Regions from separate parts of the Homo sapiens genome. Here region 1 is linked to region 2. A link is a loop called in an ENCODE intact Hi-C map of the cell type or tissue named here. Cell type or tissue: heart right ventricle. All regions are shown on one strand. Links, peaks and the distances in the headings refer to the core of each region. The heading gives the core; the rest is flanking DNA. Region 1 overlaps EYA3 (EYA transcriptional coactivator and phosphatase 3). Region 2 has its middle 15 kb from the start of THEMIS2.

Evidence for each region. Peaks named below come from ENCODE experiments on the same cell type or tissue, not always from the same donor. Only the 100,000 strongest peaks of a DNase experiment are listed, where the experiment ranks them.
Region 1: it touches region 2 in a loop (13-fold over the local background); 90 of 110 quality-filtered maps call a loop at or near these places.

Annotation. Positions count from the first base shown.
Region 1 is chr1:27,974,751-27,984,884 of GRCh38, reverse strand. EYA3 (EYA transcriptional coactivator and phosphatase 3) reads left to right here. Exons shown (of 18, transcript NM_001990.4): 17 at 6,411-6,511. Among named protein-coding and RNA genes, the nearest start is that of XKR8, 20 kb to the right of the region's middle. RefSeq lists a silencer at 1,641-1,841. In heart right ventricle, for the core only: a CTCF peak has its summit at 5,087 (motif pointing right); no DNase peak of the experiment used is centred there; H3K27ac peaks cover 1,165 bases.
Region 2 is chr1:27,852,118-27,862,251 of GRCh38, reverse strand. No RefSeq gene overlaps it. Among named protein-coding and RNA genes, the nearest start is that of THEMIS2, 15 kb to the left of the region's middle. RefSeq lists an enhancer at 5,420-5,714. In heart right ventricle, for the core only: a CTCF peak has its summit at 4,047; a DNase peak (open chromatin) is centred at 3,971.

The DNA of each region.
Region 1 (10,134 bases), core at 1,119-9,118, 120 kb before region 2:
GAATGGAAGGAGAGTTGGAGAAGGGAACTATACAACTCTTTAGAGGAGGTTTGTTTGGAGAGGAACAGAAAAATGAAGTAGTGGCTCTAGAGTTATATGGACTTCAGAGGATTTATAAGATTCATAAGAGAAATTATATCTATTTTATATGCAGATGGAAACGATCCACTAGATGAGGAAAAATAATAACGGTGCTTATTGTGTGCTAGGCAACGCCAAGGCACTAGGAATACAGCAGTGACAAAAGTCCTCTGTCCTCATGGAACTTACCTTCGATCAGTGGTGCTAAGATAACTGGATTATCCATATAGGAAAAAAGGCAGAATTGTTTTCCTTCTTTATGTTATATGCAAAAATAAATTACAGGTAGATTAAAAACTTACCGCAAAAGGTAAGTTTTTTAATTTTTAGGAGAAAATATAGAAGAGTATCTGTGTGATCTTAAGGTGAGGATGGGCCTCTTTTAAGAATCAAAAGATAGTATAAAAAGCAAAAAAAAAAAATCATTGATTGCATGGAACTTTTAATTTTACATACAGTTAAATATAACAAAGTGACAAGCTGGGCACATGCCTTTAATTCCAGCACTTTGGGAGGCCAAGGCATCACTTGAGGCCAGGAGTTCAGGACCATCGTGGGTAACATAGTGAGGCCCCATCTCTACAAAAATAAAAATAAAAATTAGCCGGGTGTGGTGGTGAGTGCCTGTAATCCCAGCTACTCAAGAGGCTAAGGCGGGAGGATCACTTGAGCCCAAGAGTTCAAGGAGGCTGCAGTGAGCTGTGACTGTGCCACTGCACTGCACTTTAGCCTGGGCAACAGAAGGAGACCTTGTCTCTTGAAAAAAGGTAACAAGACAAGCCCACATTTTGGGATAAGGTATTTACAACACATTTAATTGGCAGTTAGAATACAGAATCTATGAAGAACTGCCAGGCTTAATGGCTCATGCCTGTAATCCCAGCACTTTGGGAGGCCGAGGTGGGTGGATCACCTGAGGTCAGGAGTTTGAGAGCAGCCTGACCAACATGGTGAAACCCTGTCTCTACTAAAAATACAAAATTAGCTGGGCGTGGTGGCACACGCCTGTAATCCTAGCTACTGGGGAGACTGAGGCAGGAGAATCGCTTGAGTGGGGGAGGCAGAGGTTGCAGTAAGCCAAGATTGCGCCATTGCACTCCAGCCTGGGCAACGAGCGAAACTCCATCTCAAAAGAAAAAGAATGCAGAATCTATAAAGAATTCCTGCAAATCAGTAAGCAAGAGACAATTTTGAATATAGAAAAATAGGCAAAAACCTTGAAACAACCAGTTTGCCGAAGAGGAAAACAAAACTGTCAGTAAATATATGAATAAGTCCTTAACCTCACAAATTAAGGAACTGCAAATCAAGAAAATGCAAATTTAAATGTGGTACATTCTCCAACCATCAGATAGACAAAAACTTAAATCTAACAATGTAATGGGAACTCTGCCTCTGCAAGTGGGATTGAAAATGGATATAACCTGCTTTGGAGAACGTTAATGTCTAATGAAGTTTGAGGTGTACATAACCCTATGATCATGCAATTCCACTTTTAAGATATATATATACTTTAGAGCAGGGGTCTGCAAATTACAGTCCATGGGCTAAATCCTACCCTCTGGCTGTTTGTGTAAGTTTTTATTGAAACCGTGCCCACTTATTTATATAGCTGCTTTCACACTACAGTAGCAGAGCTGAATAGTTGCAACAGGGACCATAGGGCCTGCAAAGCCTAAAATATATACTATATACTCTCTGACTCTTTACAGAAAAAGTTTGCTAACCTCTACCTTTGAGTAATTCTTACATGTACAAGGAGACATGTACAAGGATTTTTTTGATGCACACTTGCTTATCATAGAAAATAATTGGTCTGTAAACCTGTCCATGAACAGAAAATTGATAGATATATTCAAACAACAGAATGCTATATTGCAGTTAAAAGTGGATTAAGTAAAATTACATATACTCATAAGGATTAATATTAAAAACAATAGGCCAAGCGCGGTGGCTCACGCCTGTAATCCCAGCACTTTGGGAGGCCAGGGTGGGTGGATCACCTGCCTGGCCAACATGGTGAAACCCCATCTCTGCAAAAAATACAAAAATTAGCTGGGCATGGTGGTGTGCGCCTGTAATCCCAGCTCCTCGGGGGCCTGAGAATAGCTTGAACCCAGGAGGCGGAGATTATAGTGAGCCAAGATTGCACCACTGCACTCCAGCCTGGACAACAGAGCAAGACTCTGTCTCAAAAAAAAAGAAAAACTGATGAACAAAAAACATTGCAGACAGATAAATGTACAGTATGTAATATCTATATAAAGATTTAAAATATTTACATTTTAGGAGTACTTGAAAAGTTTTGTTCTGTAATGTCTTGATTTTTTTTTTTTTTTAATCTAGAGCAACTATAAGGGTCAGGTGGAGTGGCTCACGCCTGTCATCCCAGGGCTTTGGGTGGCTGAGGTGGGAGAATCACTTGAGACCAGGAGTTTGAGATCAGCCTGGACAACATAGTCAGACCCCATCTCTACAAAAAAAATTTTTTTAATTAGCCAGGTGTGGCCAGGAGCCGTGGCTCATGCCTGTAATCCTAGCACTTTGGGAGGCCGAGGCAGGTGGATTGCCTGAGCTCAGGAGTTCAAGACCACCCTGGGCATCACGGTGAAACCCAGTCTCTACTAAAATTAGCTGGGCATGGTGGCGGGCACCTGTAGTCCTGGCTACTTAGGAGGCTGAGGCACGAGAATTGCTTGCGCCTGGGAGGCGGAGGTTGCAGTGAGCCAAGATCACGCCACTGCACTCCAGTCTGGGCAACAGAGAAAGACTCTGTCTCAAAAAAAAAAAAAAAAAAATTAGCCAGGTGTGATGGCTTGTACCTACAATCCTAGGTACTCTGGAGGCTAAGGTGGGAGGAGCACTTCAGCCCACAAGTTTGAGGCTGCAGTGAGCTATGATTGTGCCACTGTACTTCAGCCTGGATGGCATAGCAAGACTTTGTCTCATAAATAAGTAAATAAATACAGCAACTGTGAAGTGTTAAGATTTTACAAAGCTTCGTTGGTGGTAGGCATTTTTTTCTTTTTTTTTTTTTTTTGAGACAGGGTCTCACCAGGCTAGAGTTCAGTGATCACGACTCACTACAGCCTCGACCTCCCTGGCTCAAGCAACCCTCCCACCTCAGCTTTTCGAGTAGCTTGGGATTATAGATGCACACCGCCATGCCTAACTTTTCCTATTTTTTGTAGAAATGGGGTCTCACTTTGTTGTCAAGGCTGGTAATTCTCCATGCTTTTTTGTATGGTTGAATTATTTCATTTACAAGGGATTGGGTGGAAGGGAACATATATGAAAGCGCTCCCTTCAGATATTGTTCCTGCTGCCGGTTGCTTTATGTATATCATAGGAACCCAGAGCACTCACTGAGCCTCCCACATCTGAAAGACAGATTTTCTGTAGTGCTTATTATACTGAGACCTGGCACCCGCAGGCTCATCAGGCTAATGGAAATGATCTCATTCCCTCTGTCAGTAAGTGTGCTTATTTGGTATTTTTCCTCAGTCTCAGTTCATCCAGAGCTAATTTGCAAAGCTGCAGTGGGATCTGGTGCTATGGTAACCACAGTAGGAGGCTTGAGGCTTTTCTTCACAGAACTGTGAAATGGGAGCAAGGAGAAGAAATACTTTTTCACTTCCTCTGAAATGATAGCAAAATATGGTTCTCTTAATGGCCATTCTGTGATTTGGGGACATTAAAGAGAATTCTCAAAATAATTTCTGAAAATGTCAGAAGTTTTTTTTGTTTTGGGGGGTTTTCTTGAGACAGGGTCTCACTCTGGTACCTAGGCTGGAGTGCAGTGGCACGATTATAGCCCATTGCAACCTTAACCTTCCCACGCTCAAGCGATCCACCCACATCAGCCTCCTGAGTAGCCAGGACTTCAGGCGTGTTCCACCACCATACCCAGCTAATTTTTTAATTTTTTGTAGGGAAAAGGTCCCACTGTGTTGCCCAAGCTAATCTCAAACTCTTGTGCTCAAGTAATCCTCCTGCCTTAGGCCTCCCAAAGTGCTGGGATTGCAGACTTGAGCCACCGCTCCTGGCTAGAAATATTTTAATAGAGAAAACCCAGGGACTAATATTCTCCAAAGATTTGGCTGATCTTACAGTTCACCAGCTTCAATTGCTTGACATATGGTAAACTGATTAATCATTGGCCTCATCCTCCTGAACAGGAAAGCTCATATCCAGAAATGGAAGTATTTTACCAACTGTATTGGAGTGAGTCCTGTTTTCATGGAGCTGCTTCTTTACTTTGAGCTGTTAATAACTCTCTTGGCCTCTTAATCCTTTTAAAGGAGACATTACAGAGTATATTTCATCCTTGATCATTGCATGCCAGGACAGTGAAAATGTCTGTGTTCTTATCCTCAAAATATGAGTTACTGCCTTTGTTGAGTCTTACAAGAAAGTCAAACTGACTCACTTAAAAAAGTTTTTTGCTACAGACAGATCATAGTAGACTGTGCATCTGGTGGAGGTTGGCTTAGTTTGTAAAGCTGTAATGGGTGAAATGGAATTAAAGAACTCTTCAACACCATGAACATAATAAGAATTTATTATTAGTTGAATGGTTTAATGTTTGAACTGAATTGAGGCATAAGACCTGGACTACAGTCCTCCACTGAATCATTTGTGAGATTAATATGAATTTACTCAGCAAACATTGATTGAATCCCTCATATGAATGTAAGGCATGACAATTCTATTGTAAAATATTAGCACTAAAAGAGACCCAAGTGCACCTAAGCCAAGCCTTGTATTGTAAGTGGCCAGCTGAGCCCAGAGTGATCTAGTGTCTGGTCCAGTTGACTAGTCCGTCTGTTTTGAAGTGCCACTGGGTTAAGGATGTCAAAGATTTGCAGTTACATATCTGCACAACTTCTGTGCCAAGTAGGACTTCTGCGTATGGAAGTATAAGTTCTGGCCAATTATGTTACAGTTATCTTAGATTTGTATATTTATATATTACAGTGATTTTCCAGCAGATGGCAGTCAAATGTCTTGAGGAAGAGGCAGCTTTATCTTATTTACACAGGAACCCTGGTGCTAAGTCACTCTGTTGGGCAAGGGGAAAGAACAAGAAGGTTAATAGAGCAGGATGAAGAAGAAAGCCAAAGTTAGGACCTTGTTTAACTGAAGAAGGTGGCAGAAGCAGGGAGATAAAAAGAGCAAGGGATATAACTTCTTTTTATTTATACAAATAAAGTATCTTTCCCACAGCAGTATGATCTGTGTATGTTTTAGGTGTTGGTTGCAGATGGGATTTGAGTTTTGATACACTGCCATGTTTCTCAAAACTGTCTGCAGTTCTGAGAAATGGATTTAAATCACCCATTTCCCAAGGTCAATTTCAGTGATGCAGTATCTTGGTTACAACTACAAGGTATAGTAAGTAAGGAGGTTCCAGATATGACAAATGTTGATGCCATATTTATTGGTCACTGTTCTCAGTTCTATTCTGGGGCTGTTCTCTCACTGAAAGACGTAAGGCCTATACCCAGGACTGTTTCTGGGAAATGAAGAATTGGAGGGAAATGGCTTTTTGTTTGTTATTGTTTCTAACAAGAAATCAGGGCCTTGTGTTTTCACTTCTCTTTTCTACCCTAAAACATTTCACCCCAAAAATCATTCATTCATTATGACACAATGACCAGAGCCTAGATTTGGAGTCAGGGGCCCCAAGTTCTAGCTACTTGCTTGTTTGTGATCTAGGGGCAAGTCACTAAACCTATTAATCTTTCCCATTTATAGAAATTCCCTCACACTAAGATCTTAGGGACTTCACCCTCAACGTGAAGGTTAAAATAAGTTTTTGGGTTGTTTGTTTGTTTGTTTTGAGACAGAGTTCGCTCTTGTTGCCCAGGCTGGAGTGCGATGGCATGATCTCGGCTCACTGCAACCTCCGCCTCCCGGGTTCAAGCGATTCTCCTGCCTCAGCCTCCCCAGTAGCTGGGATTACAGGCACGCGCCGCCATGCCCAGCTAATTTTGTTTTTTAGTAGAGACGGGGTTTCTCCATGTTGGTCAGGCTGGTCTCAAATTCCCGACCTCAGGTGATTCGCCCGCCTCGGTCTCCCAAAGTGCTGGGATTACAGGCTTGAGCCACCATGCCCGGCCAAGTTATTTTAATGGCACAACTTCACATTCTTTGGGCAGAGGGTCTACTGGATCTCTAGCTCCCATCCCTACTCCCCAGCAAGCAAACTACATGGGCTGTCACTTAGTCCACCTAAGCACAGGCAGGTGAACCTAGCAGCAGCCCTCTTCTTTGGTTTTGAAAAGAAGAGAAGAGTATTCTAACAGGAAATTTCTTTTTCTCATCAGGTAAGGAGAGCTGCTTTGAGAGAATTGTGTCAAGGTTTGGAAAGAAAGTCACATATGTAGTGATTGGAGATGGACGAGATGAAGAAATTGCAGCCAAACAGGTAACCATGGTAAAGAAAAATAGTCTATGTGGTTGTACATCGAGTAATGAGAAAAATGGGAAAAACTACAAAATCTTAGCAATCTATTATGCATTTATAATATTTTCTCTTTCTTCCTCTCCCATTTTTCTTTAAAGAAAAAGAGGGTCTTTTTTTTCTCCAGATGGAGTTTTTCCTCTTAAGTTTTTAGATCCATCCCTTCCTCTTCCTCCCTGTCACTCAAGAATCTTAAAATCTTTAAGCCCTTCTACAGGGATCCCATCATTAAACCTGAGATGTGCCCCATCTTCCATCTTCAAAGACAGTGCCTTCTCAAGCATCAGACTTGACTGCAAAAAGGCTAATCATTCTTTCTTTTCCATGCTTCAAGTTCTCAGACAGTACAACCAATAGCTGTTTCTGTAGAGAAAGTCTTTCCTGCCTTTGAGCCCTGGAAAGATTGTTCTGATGTTAACCCCACCACTATACAGGTCCCAACTTCAGGTCACCCCTTCTTTTTTTCTTTTTTCTTTTTTTTTCTGTTTTTGAGATAGAGTCTCACTCTATCTCCCAGGCTGGAATGCAGTGGCACAGTCTTGGCTCACTGCAACCTCCGCCTCCTGGGTTCAAGCAATTTTCCTTCCTCAGCCTCCCAAGTGGCTGGGACTACAGGCACCCGCCACCATGCCCAACTAATTTTTGTATTTTTAGTAGAGACGGGGTTTCCCGTATTGGCCAGGCTGGTCTCGAACTCCTGACCTTGTGATCCGCCTGCCTCGGCCTCCCAAAGTGCTGGGATTACAGGTTTGAGCCACCACGCCTGGCCCAGGTCACCCCTTCTTAATATAGGAAACAATAGATGAAAGAGTCTTGGCTATAGAACTTAAAATCCCATCTGTGTCTCAGCTATGTGAATTTGAACAATTATCCTCTTTGAGTATCCTCATCTGCTAAATGGATCTGTAGAAGTTCTTTCCCTCCCTATCCCAATTTATTTTCTTCCAGCAACTCTATTTCTTAGACATGGAGGCATTGGGTTGCCAGCTAGAACCAACTGCCCTGATACTCTTCATCCAGTTAAGTGGAAACCTTAGCAACTATAATAAACTATGAGATTGGTAATCAGTTGGCATTATTATCTCATGTTTTCATTTGTCACTTTATGTAGCAATTCAGGGATCCTTATTTTTTCACATATGTTATGAAGCTTTGATTCTAAAGTGCTTCTTGTTGCCCTCTTTGGGAAAGACACTAGTGGGTGTAGGCATCAATGTTTCCTGGTCTGAAGAAGGGTATGGGGGAGAGAACAACTCATCAGCAGAGTTGGTAACTCTGAGCTAATGTCTTTAATCATCTACAACAGAATACATCCATTGAGGCTGGGCACGGTGGCTCATGCCTATAATCCTAGCACTTGGGGAGGCTGAGGCAGGCAAATCACCTGAGGTCAGGAGTTCGAGACTAGCCTGGCCAACATGGTGAAATCCCGTCTCTACTAAAAATATAAAAATTAGCCGGGCATGGTGGTGCACTCCTGTAATCCCAGCTACTCGGGAGGCTGAGGCACAAGAATTGCTTGAACCCTGAAGGCGGAGGTTGCAGTGAGCCGAGATCGTGCCACTGCACTCCAGCCTGGGCAACAGAACAAGACCCTGTCTCAAAAAAAACAAACAAAGTATATACCAATTGGAAAATGCCTTAGCACTTTATCCAGTTCAACCTATACTCTGTGAAGGATATTTTCTGCAGCCTTTCTGACAGAAGTCTCTCTAGTCCTTGCTTGAATATGCCCAAGGATGAGGACACTGGTTCCCAGTAGCCTATTCCACCGTGGGATCAACCAAGCTGTTAGGGTGTTCCCCCTTCCACTGAGCAAAAATTTCTCTACCTTCACATACTAGTCTGGCATTCTTTTTTTTGTTTTGTTTTGTTTTTGAGATGGAGTCTCACTCCATCGCCCAGGCTGGAGTGCAGTGGCATGATCTTGGCTCACTGCAGCCTCCGCCTCCTGGGTTCAAGCGATTCTCGTACCTCAGCCTCCCAAGTAGCTGGGACTACAGGTGCACACCACCACTCCCAGCTAATTTTTGTACTTTTAGTAGAGACAGGGTTTTGCCATTTTGGCCAGGCTGGTCTCAAACTCCTGACTTCAGGTGATCCACCCACCTCAGACTCCCAAAGTGCTGGGATTGCAGGCATGAGCCACTGCACCTGGCCTCTAGTCTGGCATTCTTGAACATAACAAGTCGGTTTCCTCTTCTGTATGTTAATAGCCTTTTAAATATTATGTGTGAGCAGCTGTCTTGAAAAACAACTAGGGTATATGCCAAAATAACTGTGTTCTAGGACCTCAATATTCTGAGTAACTTGGAACCAGTTTCAACTAGATGATAGGAAAGTTAATCTCCTCAGCTTCATAGAACATGGTTTCCAATACTTGGATTTATCAAAGCCCTCCTTTAAAATATGGCCTCCACATGAGAATCACCTAAACCTGGGAGTGGAGGTTGCAGTGAGCTGAGATAGCACCACTGCACCCCAGCCTGGGCAAAAGAGTGAGACTCTGTCTCAAAAAATATAAAAAATTAATTTAATTTAATTTAAAAATATCGGCCGGGCACGGTGGCTCACGCCTGTAATCCCAACACTTTGGGAGGCCAAGACGGGCGATCATGAGGTCAGGAGATCAAGACCATCCTGGCTAACACGGTGAAACCCCATCTCTACTAAAAATGTAAAAAATTAGCCGGGTGTGATGGCAGGCACCTGTAGTCCCAGCTACTCGGGAGGCTGAGGCAGGAGAATGGCGTGAACCCGGGAGGCGGAGCTTGCAGTGAGCTGAGATCGTGCCACTGCACTCCAGCCTGGGCGACAGAGTGAGACTCTGTCTCAAAAAAAAAAAAAAAATATGGCCTCCAGGCACAGTGGCTCATGCCTGTAATCCCTAGCACTTTGGGAGGCCAAGGTGGGAGGATTGCTTGAGCCCAGGAGTTCAAGACCAACCTGGACAATATAGTGAGGCTTCATCTCTACAAAAAATAAAGAATTAGCCAGGCATAGTGTCACATGCCTTTAGTCCCAGCTACTTGGGAGGCTGAGGTGGGAGGATCACTTGAGCTCAGGAGGTCAAGGCTGCAGTGAGCCATGTTCATACCACTACACTCCAGCCTGGGTGACAGAATGAGAGCCTGTCTCAAAATAAAATAAAAAGTAAAATATGGCCTCCAGAACAGCACACAGTTTTCTGGACATGATTTTGACTACATAATATAATGGGATTATTATTTCCCAGATCTGTACATTCTCCATCTTGGACATAGATAAGATTTAGGTGTTGCAGTTCTGAAACTTACAAGAAATTGACCATCCATGAGACAGTATAATCTTATATCAAATACTAATTTTTCACCTGGGCCATTTTATTTGATCCTTAAGACCCTGTATGATAACTGGAATGCCTGTAGTTCCAGCTACTCAGGATGCTGGAGTAAGAGGATTACCTGAGACCAGGGGTTCAAGGCCACAGTAAGCTATAATCACACCACTGCACTCCAGCCTGGGTGACACAGCAAGACCCTGTCTTCAAAATAATAGCTAGAACAGGTAATCTCTCAAAAGCACAAAGTACCACTGAAACCTATTTA
Region 2 (10,134 bases), core at 686-8,685:
GCCAGAGTCCCCAGAGGCACCTTGGGTCTTCTTCCTTCTCCCTAGACTCTCCAGCGTGGTCCAGGCCACATTGTCTTGCCCTGAGACCATCTCACTGCTAGTCTTCCCACCTCCAGCCTCACCTCCCCGGGACTGTCCCCTCCCTCCCATCTGCTCTTCCTTAAAAAAAAAATTTCATCCTCACATTGTGGTGGCACTAAATACAATTTGCACAAATTCTTCCACAAATATCAAATTAATATGATTTTCCTCTCTGATCTCCTTGCACAACATATTGGAAATTACAATTATTATTAAAACAAAAAATACCTATATATTTATTTATTTGTATATTTATTTATTTAGAGACTGGGTTATTAGACTGGTTAATTTTTGTATTTTTGGTAGAGATGGGTTTTGCCAGGTTGCCCAGGCTGGTCTCGAACTCCTGGATTCAAGCGATCCTCCTGCCTCGACCTCCCAAAGTGCTGGGATACAGGTGTGAGCCACAATGTCCGGCCCCTCTGCTCTTCCTAAATGCAGCTCTGACATATCACCTCCTGCTTCAACACTTCCAGGACTCCCCATGGCCCTCAGGTGAAGTCTGAGCTCCTGATGACGTGGTCTTTCGTGTCCTGGCCTCTGACAACATTCCAGCCTCATCGCTTGCCTTCCTTTTCCAGAACATTCTCTCCGGCCACATCAAAGCACTTGCATTTCCTCAATCCTGAAACACCTCCTCGCTTCCCCAGCCTTTTGCACATGGCTGGAATACTCCTCCCACTCTTTCTTATTTATTTTTTGTATTTTTAGTAGAGGCGGGGTTTCACCATGTTGGCCAGGCTGGTCTTGAATTTCTGACCTCAAGTGATCCACCCACCTCGGCCTCCCAAAGTGCTGGGATACAGGTGTGAGCCACTGCGCCCGGCCTCTCCTCCCAACTCTTGTGCTTGGATAACCTTTATTTATCCCTCAGATCCCAGCCCTGACAGCCCTTTTCCAGCGAAGCCTTCTGGTGGCCAGGCTGGTTAGGCGCTTCCTTGGTTTGCTCCTGTCCCAACATCGATTCATTCATTCAACAAATTTTTATGGCGTGCCAGCGATGTGCTAGGCTGTTCCAGCCATTTTGAATACACTGGGAATCAAAACAGACAACAGCCCCTGCCCCTAGTGGAGCTTACACTCAAGTGAGGGGAGGGGAAAGGCAGACCATAAACAATATGCAGTCAATAAGTAAACGATACCACCGTAGGGTGGTGTGTGGTAGAGGGGATGGTGCTGTGGGAACAGTGGAGCAAGTGGGAGGTCGGGGATAAGGGGTTGGGAGTGAGGAGGGTTGGCCTCATTGAGATGTTAGCCTTGGGGCCAAGACGTTGTCAATGCCCTCCAGCCACAGACTCCCAGGAACAGAGGGGCATCTGAGTAAGTTGGGTTCGTGACTATGTGCTATCATAGGGATAGCACATGCCATGGGAAACTGTGGGGCAACTCAGTAAGCTGTGTTAGAAAGGACTTACAGGATTTGGGTTAGATGACTTTTGAGTGCTTAAGAAAGCAGGGCTTCGGGCTGGGCATGGTGGCTCACGCCTGTAATCCCAGCACTTTGGGACGTTGAGGAGGGTGGATCACTTGAGGTCAGAAGTTCAAGACCAGCCTGGCCAACATGGTAAAACACCGTCTCTAATAAAAATACAAAAAGTAGCTAGGCATGGGGGTGCGTGCCTGTAATCCCAGCTACTCTAGAGGCTGAGGCAAGAGAACTACTAGAACCTGAGAGGTGGAGGTTGCAGTGGGCTGAGATCATGCCACTGTACTTCAGCCTGGGTGACAGTGAGACTCCATCTCAAAGAAAGAAAAAAGAAAGCAGGGCTTCACTCTGGATTGGATGCTGTGCAGAAGCAAGGGTATTTCTATGGCTGAGGACATTAATACATTTTATCTAGAGGGAGGCAAGACTAGACCAAAGCTAGAGCTGTGATCAGTAAGAAGCAACAGCGTCTCCTATGAGCCAGGACAGGGGGATTGTATTCGTTTCTGGGTCCGCTGTAACAAATGACTACAAACTTGGCAGGTTAAAGCAACATAAATGTATCCTCTCACAGTTCTGGAGGCCAGAAATCAAAGTGTTGTAGGGTTGGTTCCTTCTGAAAGCTCTGAGGCAATCCTCGTGCTCCTTGGCTTGTAGACAGATCATTCTAACCTCCACATCTTCCCATGGCCTTTCCTTCTGTGTCCCCGTCTTCTCCTTTTCCAGTTTTTTTTTTTGTTTGTTTGTTTTTTTTGTTTTTTTTTTGAGATGGAGTCTTCCCTGTCGCCCAGGCTGGAATGCAGTGGTGTGATCTTGGCTCACTACAACCTCTGCCTCCTGGGTTCAAGCAATTCTCTTGCGTCAGCGTCCCAAGTAGTTGGGATTACAGGCGCACACCACCATGCCCGGCTAATTGTTTTGTATCTTTAGTAGAGACAGGGTTTCACCATGTTGGCCAGGCTGGTCTCAAACTCCTGACCTCGTGATCCACCCGCCTAGGCCTCCCAAAGTGCTGGGATTACAGGCGTGAGCCACCACTCCCGGCCTCCTTTTCTGTCTCCTATTAGGTCATTCCTGGATTAGGGCCCATCCTAATGCAGGACGATCTCATCTGAAGATCCTTACCTTAATTACACTTGCAAAGATCCTACTTCAACTGTGACATTCTGAGGTCCTGGATGAATGTTTTAGGGCCTACAGGTCAACACCCACTGCAGGGATGATTGGTCCTTTTTGTGGCTTGGACATTGTTCATGTTTTATTTGTGCTCAGACATGACTGTGGAGTGGCCCTGTTTGTGTCGTGATCCATCGTGGTCCCAGGTGGTTTGTCTGTTGCTGATGTCCTGTGAAGTCATTTAGGTTCAGCTGGAGAATACCGAAGCCCCGCTGGGCTCCAGGCGGGCTCCAGGAGGTCAGGGCCTGCTTTTCTCTTTCTCAACGTAGGGACAGGGAGCGAGGGAGCCCTGCTGATGCCTGGGAGAGAGGCCCAGCCACAGGGGCAGGGCAGGCATGTGCCCTGAGGGTGGAAGGAGCAGCCAGAAGCCCATGGGCTATAGGGGAGCGAGCAAGGGGAAGCAGAGAGGTGACGGGAGGGTGACGGCGTGCAGGGCAGGGTGAGGCTGGCTCTCACTCAGAGGGAAATGAGGGGCCGCAGAGAAGCAAACATGACCAACTGTGGAGGGAGCGAGTGTTGGGGGAAGAGCCTGCCTGGAGTAGGTTCAACAGCAAATGGAGGAGAGGAACTAGGGACAGAAAGTGGAGCAGAGAAATGGGAGGGCGGCTGGGGCAGCTGGCGGGGAGTGGAATCAAGAGGGTTTGCTTAATTTTCCATGAAGGAGAGGACAGTAATGGTGAGTCTGGATGCTGCTGCCAGTGACCCAAAGGAGAGGGAGGACTGCTGCCAACAGGATGGGGCACAGTGGGAGCAGATGCCTTGATTGGGGAGGCGGGGATGTGGGGGCCACCGAGGCAGGCAGGCTGGGAGCCGCGGTGAGGGGCTCAGGGGTGCACTTCCTGCTGGTAACCCTGCCCCTGGCTATGGGCGCCAGCCTCTATGGGGAGCTGCCCAGGCCCAACCTGGCACAGCTGTGGAGACTCAGTAGTACTTGAAGCCCCACATACCACAAAGGGGACAGAGATAGAGACAGAGGGGACAGGAACTCGAGAAGGAAAAAAACTCAGGGAACAAAATCCAGAGCCTGTCACAGATGTGGAAAGAGCAGGGGAGGAGCCTGGGCTGGAGACTCCCCTGCACCGTCCCTGCTCCAAAACCTCAGGGCCGGGCTAGAATCCCCACTGCATGGCTTGCCAGGGCTGTGACCTGGGTCTGTGTACCCTGAGCCTCAAGTTCCCCATCTGTAAAATGCAGACACTGCCAACCTCCTCTCAGGGCTGTGCCCGGGGGAATTAAGGAGGTAAGTCACATAAAGTGCCCGGCAGTGAGCCAGATTATCTTCCCTCCCTCTCTCATCTCATGCCCCACAGCCCTGAAGGTCTTTCAAAAGTGGGCACAGGGCCCAGCCTGCTGGCAGAGGCTGGAACTGCACCCATGCCCCTGTTAAAGGTAGAAGCTTCAGCATCCAATTCCCTCCAGGGAACAGGCAATGGTTTTATTCCCTCTCCACAGAGAACATCCAAACTCCACAGGCATTCAAGGACCTTCCCTCCACCCCGGCATATGCCAGACTTTAGTCCACTCTGCCCCATCTGTGCTCCCACAGTAGCCCCTGCGTGGAGCACCCTCCCCTCCACCACGTGGAGACATCCAATGTCATGCTCTTTGAAGCCCCCCCTCCCCTCCCACAGGCAGAACTAACGGAGAACTCTCTCTTCAGTCTTTTTTGTGTGTGTGTGTGATAGAGTCTCGCAGTGTCACCCAGGCTGGAGTGCAGTGGCACGATCTTGCTCACTGCAACCTCTGCCTCCCGAGTAGCTGGCATTACAGGTGTGCGCCACCATGCCCGGGTAATTTTTGTATTTTTAGTAGAGATGGGGGTTTCGCCATGTTGGCCAGGCTAGTCTCGAACTCCTAACCTCAGGTGATCCGCCCGCCTTGGCCTCCCAAAGTGCTGGCATTACAGGTGTGAGCCACTGAGCCCAGCCGTCTTCAGTCTTCTTGAAACACCTGGACTTTTCTCTAGATCTGCTAAGCTGTGAGAAAGAGAGCACTAGAACACCTGCTTGTCTCCCTGCGTGGAGAGATTCATGAGAGGCCAGGGACCCCTTATTCACCTGCTACCCCATGGATTTTCTATCATCTGAACCTGACCATTCACTGCCCGTGCTGAGACCTTCCCAAGGAAGCCTCCCCTGCTCTAGGTGAGGGTGTGTGTGATGTCAGTTTCTCTGCATTTTCCAAAACATCTACCTGAGCATGTCTTTTTTTTTTTTTTTTTTTTTTTTTAAGAAAAATATCCTTCAGTGCCTTCCTGGTAATTCCCTAGCAAAGCTTATAGGGTAGGCTCTCCTCCCCGCTCCCACTCACCAGCCACCCCCATCCCATGTCCTCTTTCCACACCCCTCTCATGGTGGCCCCTCTGCTGGGAAAACCATGGTCCACATGCCTCAGGTAATAAATTCCTATTGCTATTCTCGCCGGCTCCATCCTTCCACTCGAGCTGTCAAGGGTCTAGACAGCATCTGAGTGCCTGGCTGTCTCCCTCTAGGTGAGCCTCTTGTAGTAGCTGGGGTAGCAGGGGTGGTGCACTTCCATAGGCCCAAGTCATAGACGTCTGATCCATCCAAGTTGAATGAAGCAAGTCCTCACTGCCATAGTTTGCTCATTTGCAAAATGAAGGGTCTAGACAGAACCTCCCAGGTCTCTTTTGACTCTGAAATTCTGACCTATATTTAGTAGTGGGCATATTTTAGGCAAACGGTCATCAAACAGCTGATCCTGGGCCAGGATCCCCTGGGGAACGGGCCGTTCAGTCAGTAGATGTCTTTCTCCACAGGATTTGCCACCGTCTCCCCCCCGGGGAGGGGAACATGGGTCTCCCTTCCCTTCTCAGCAGGTGGCCCACCAGTAGGCACAGGATTTCGGGGAAACCAGCAGTCAATTCTCATCCGGGGTGGGCCTGTGTCCCAAGATAGGGACAGGCTGTGTCCCTCAGCAGCACTGTGCTCACATGAGTATGAGGCCACTGCTGATCCTGGGAGTGAACAGAAGGGGCTCATCCATCTGTATTGTCATCCAGAGCTAATTAGGGTAACAGGCAGTTGAGCCCCATCTTGGAGTGCTCATCTCTGAGGGCACCTAAAACATAATTGGAATCAGAAGTATGGCGCCAGCTAAGCCAGGTTTCCACACATACATGCCTCCCCAGTTCTGCTTCCGCTTAACCGGGCCCTTAAAGTACATGAAATATCAGCCGGGGGCCATGGCTCACGCCTGTAATCCCAGCACTTTGGGAGGCTGAGGCAGGCAGATCACCTGAGGTCAGGAGTTTGAGACCAGCCTGGCCAACATGGCAAAACCCCACCTCTACTAAAAACACAAAAATTAGCTGGGCATGGTGGCTGGTGCCTGTAGTCCCAGCTACTCGGGAGGTTGAGGCAGGAGAGTCGCTTGAACCAGGAAGCGGAGGTTGCAGTGAGCCGAGATCGCACCACTGCACTTCAGCCTGGGGGACAGAGTGAGACTTTTGTCTCAAAAAAAAAAAAAAAAAAAAAAAAAAAATCCTTGCAGGTATGTATATTCTGTTGTGCCTTCTTTGAAATGCCAATCCAAGTTTCACTCTGCAACTCAGATTCTGAAAGCAAGAATGCATGGTGGCTCAGTGGCTCACGCCTGTAATCCCAGCACTTTGGGAGGCCGACGCAGGCGGATCACGAGGTCAGGAGTTTAAGACCAGCCTGGCCAATACAGTGAAACCCCATCTCTACTAAAAATACAAAAATTAGCCAGACGTGGTGGTGCGTACCTGTAATCCCAGGTACTTAGGAGGCTGAGGCAGGAGAATTGCTTGAACCTGGGAGGCGGAGGTTGCAGTGAGTCGAGACCGTGCCACTGTGCTCCAGCCTGGGTGACAGAGCAAGACTCTGTCTCAAAAAAAAAAAAAAAGAAAAAGAAAAAAAATGCATGGCATAACCTTCTCATCAGGAAGGACTTCATCTCAGCTATATCTAACATACTTTAACACACTTCCAGTAAGTTGTTCAGTTTGGACATCTTTTAAAGAACTACAAAACAGGCCAGACTCGGTGGCTCACGCCTGTAATCCCAGCACTCTGGGAGGCCAAGGCAGTTGGATCACCTGAGGGCCGAAGTTCGAGACCAGCCCGGCCAACATGGTGAAACCCCGTCTCCACTAAAAATACAAAAACTAAAGGGTGTGCCACCTATGGACCAAGCATATCCCCACCTTAAACTCTGGATTCAGACTAGAGTTTCAATCCTGTCTTCAGTACAGGGGGCTCATAGGGAAGTTTGTTTAGTCTCAGTCTCAGTTTTCTCATCTATAAAATGGGGATAAAAACAGAATTCCTCTTGGGGCTATGAGAATTAGATGACGTGCTGTAAATGGATACATGGTAGGTAGGTAGGCAGGTGCTTAGTGATTGTTCACCACTACCAACAGTACCATCTTCACTAAAACGAGAGGAAGGTATTGTCCTGATGAGGACACTCATTTTTTTTTTTTTTTTTTTAATTTATTTTTTTATTGATAATTCTTGGGTGTTTCTCACAGAGGGGGATTTGGCAGGGTCATGGGACAATAGTGGAGGGAAGGTCAGCAGATAAACAAGTGAACAAAGGTCTCTGGTTTTCCTAGGCAGAGGACCCTGCGGCCTTCCGCAGTGTTTGTGTCCCTGATTACTTGAGATTAGGGATTGGTGATGACTCTTAACGAGCATGCTGCCTTCAAGCATCTGTTTAACAAAGCACATCTTGCACCGCCCTTAATCCATTTAACCCTGAGTGGACACAGCACATGTTTCAGAGAGCACAGGGTTGGGGGTAAGGTCACAGATCAACAGGATCCCAAGACAGAGGAATTTTTCTTAGTGCAGAACAAAATGAAAAGTCTCCCATGTCTACTTCTTTCTACACAGACACGGCAACCATCCGATTTCTCAATCTTTTCCCCGCCTTTCCCGCCTTTCTATTCCACAAAGCCGCCATTGTCATCCTGGCCCGTTCTCAATGAGCTGTTGGGCACACCTCCCAGACGGGGTGGTGGCTGGGCAGAGGCGCCCCTCACCTCCCGGACGGGGCGGCTGGCCGGGCGGGGGGGGCTGACCACCCCCACCTCCCTCCCGGACGGGGCGGCTGGCCGGGCAGAGGGGCTCCTCACTTCCCAGTAGGGGCGGCCGGGCAGAGGCGCCCCTCACCTCCCGGACGGGGCCACTGGCCGGGCAGGGGGGCTGACCCCCCCCACCTCCCTCCCGGACGGGGCGGCTGGCTGGGTGGGGGGCTGACCCCCCCACCTCCCTCCCGGACGAGGCGGCTGGCCGGGCGTGGGGCTGACACCCCCACCTCCCTCCTGGACAGGGCAGCTGGCCGGGCGGGGGGCTGACCCCCCCACCTCCCTCCCGGATGGGGCGGCTGGCCGGGCGGGGGGCCGACCCCCCCACCTCCCTCCCGGACGGGGCGGCTGGCCGGGCAGAGGGGCTCCTCACTTCCCAGTAGGGGCGGCCGGGCAGAGGCGCCCCTCAACTCCCAGACGGGGCGGCTGGCCGGGCGGAGGGCTGACCCCCCCACCTCCCTCCCGGACAGGGCGGCTGGCCGGGCGGGGGGGCTGACCCCCCCACCTCCCTCCCGGACGAGGCGGCTGGCCGGGCGTGGGGCTGACCCCCCCACCTCCCTCCCGGACGAGGCGGCTGGCCGGGCGGGGGGGCTGACCCCCCCACCTCCCTCCCGGACGAGGCGGCTGGCCGGGCGTGGGGCTGACCCCCCCACCTCCCTCCCGGACAGGGCGGCTGGCCGGGCGGGGGGGCTGACCCCCCCACCTCCCTCCCGGACGAGGCGGCTGGCCGGGCGTGGGGCTGACCCCCCCACCTCCCTCCCGGACGAGGCGGCTGGCCGGGCGTGGGGCTGACACCCCCACCTCCCTCCTGGACAGGGCAGCTGGCCGGGCGGGGGGCTGACCCCCCCACCTCCCTCCCGGATGGGGCGGCTGGCCGGGCGGGGGGCCGACCCCCCCACCTCCCTCCCGGACGGGGCGGCTGGCCGGGCAGAGGGGCTCCTCACTTCCCAGTAGGGGCGGCCGGGCAGAGGCGCCCCTCAACTCCCAGACGGGGCGGCTGGCCGGGCGGAGGGCTGACCCCCCCACCTCCCTCCCGGACAGGGCGGCTGGCCGGGCGGGGGGGCTGACCCCCCCACCTCCCTCCCGGATGGGGCGGCTGGCCGGGCAGAGGGGCTCCTCACTTCCCAGTAGGGGCGGCCGGGCAGAGGCACCCCTCACCTCCCAGACGGGGCGGCTGGCCGGGCGGGGCGCTGACCCCCCCACCTCCCTCCTGGACGGGGCGGCTGGCCAGGCGGGGGGCTGACCCCCCCACCTCCCTCCCGGACGGGGCGGCTGGCCGGGTGGGGGGGCTGACCCCCCCATCTCCCTCCCGGACGGGGTGGCTGGCCGGGCTGAGGGGCTCCTCACTTCCCAGTAGGGGCGGCCGGGCAGAGGCGCCCCTCACCTCCCGGACGGGGCGGCTGGCCGGGCGGGGGGCTGACCCCCCCACCTCCCTCCTGGACGGCACGGCTGGCCGGGCGGGGGGGCTGACCCCCCACCTCCCTCCCGGATGAGGCGGCTGGCCGGGCGGGGGGCTGACCCCCCCCACCTCCCTCCCAGACGGGGTGGCTGCCGGGCGGAGACGCTCCTCACTTCCCAGATGGGGTGGCTGCCGGGCGGAGGGGCTCCTCACTTCTCAGACGGGGTGGTTGCCAGGCAGAGGGTCTCCTCACTTCTCAGACGGGGCGGCCGGGCAGAGACGCTCCTCACCTCCCAGACGGGGTCTCGGCCGGGCAGAGGCGCTCCCCACATCTCAGACGATAGGCGGCCGGGCAGAGAGGCTCCTCACTTCCTAGATGTGATGGCGGCTGGGAAGAGGCGCTCCTCACTTCCTAGATGGGATGGCGGCCGGGCAGAGACGCTCCTCACTTTCCAGACTGGGCAGCCAGGCAGAGGGGCTCCTCACATCCCAGACGATGGGCGGCCAGGCAGAGACACTCCTCACTTCCCAGACGGGGTGGCGGCCGGGCAGAGGCTGCAATCTCGGCACTTTGGGAGGCCAAGGCAGGCGGCTGGGAGGTGTAGGTTGTAGTGAGCCGAGATCACGCCACTGCACTCCAGCCTGGGCACCATTGAGCACTGAGTGAACGAGACTCCGTCTGCAATCCCGGCACCTCGGGAGGCCGAGGTTGGCGGATCACTCGCGGTTAGGGGCTGGAGACCGGCCCGGCCAACACAGCGAAACCCCGTCTCCACCAAAACCAGTCAGGCGTGGCGGCGCGTGCCTGCAATCGCAGGCATTCGGCAGACTGAGGCAGGAGAATCAGGCAGGGAGGCTGCAGTGAGCCGAGATGGCAGCAGTACAGTCCAGCTTCCGCTCCGCATGAGAGGGAGACCGTGGGGAGAGGGAGAGGGGGAGGGGGAGGGGGAGGGGGAGAGGGAGACACTCATTTTTACA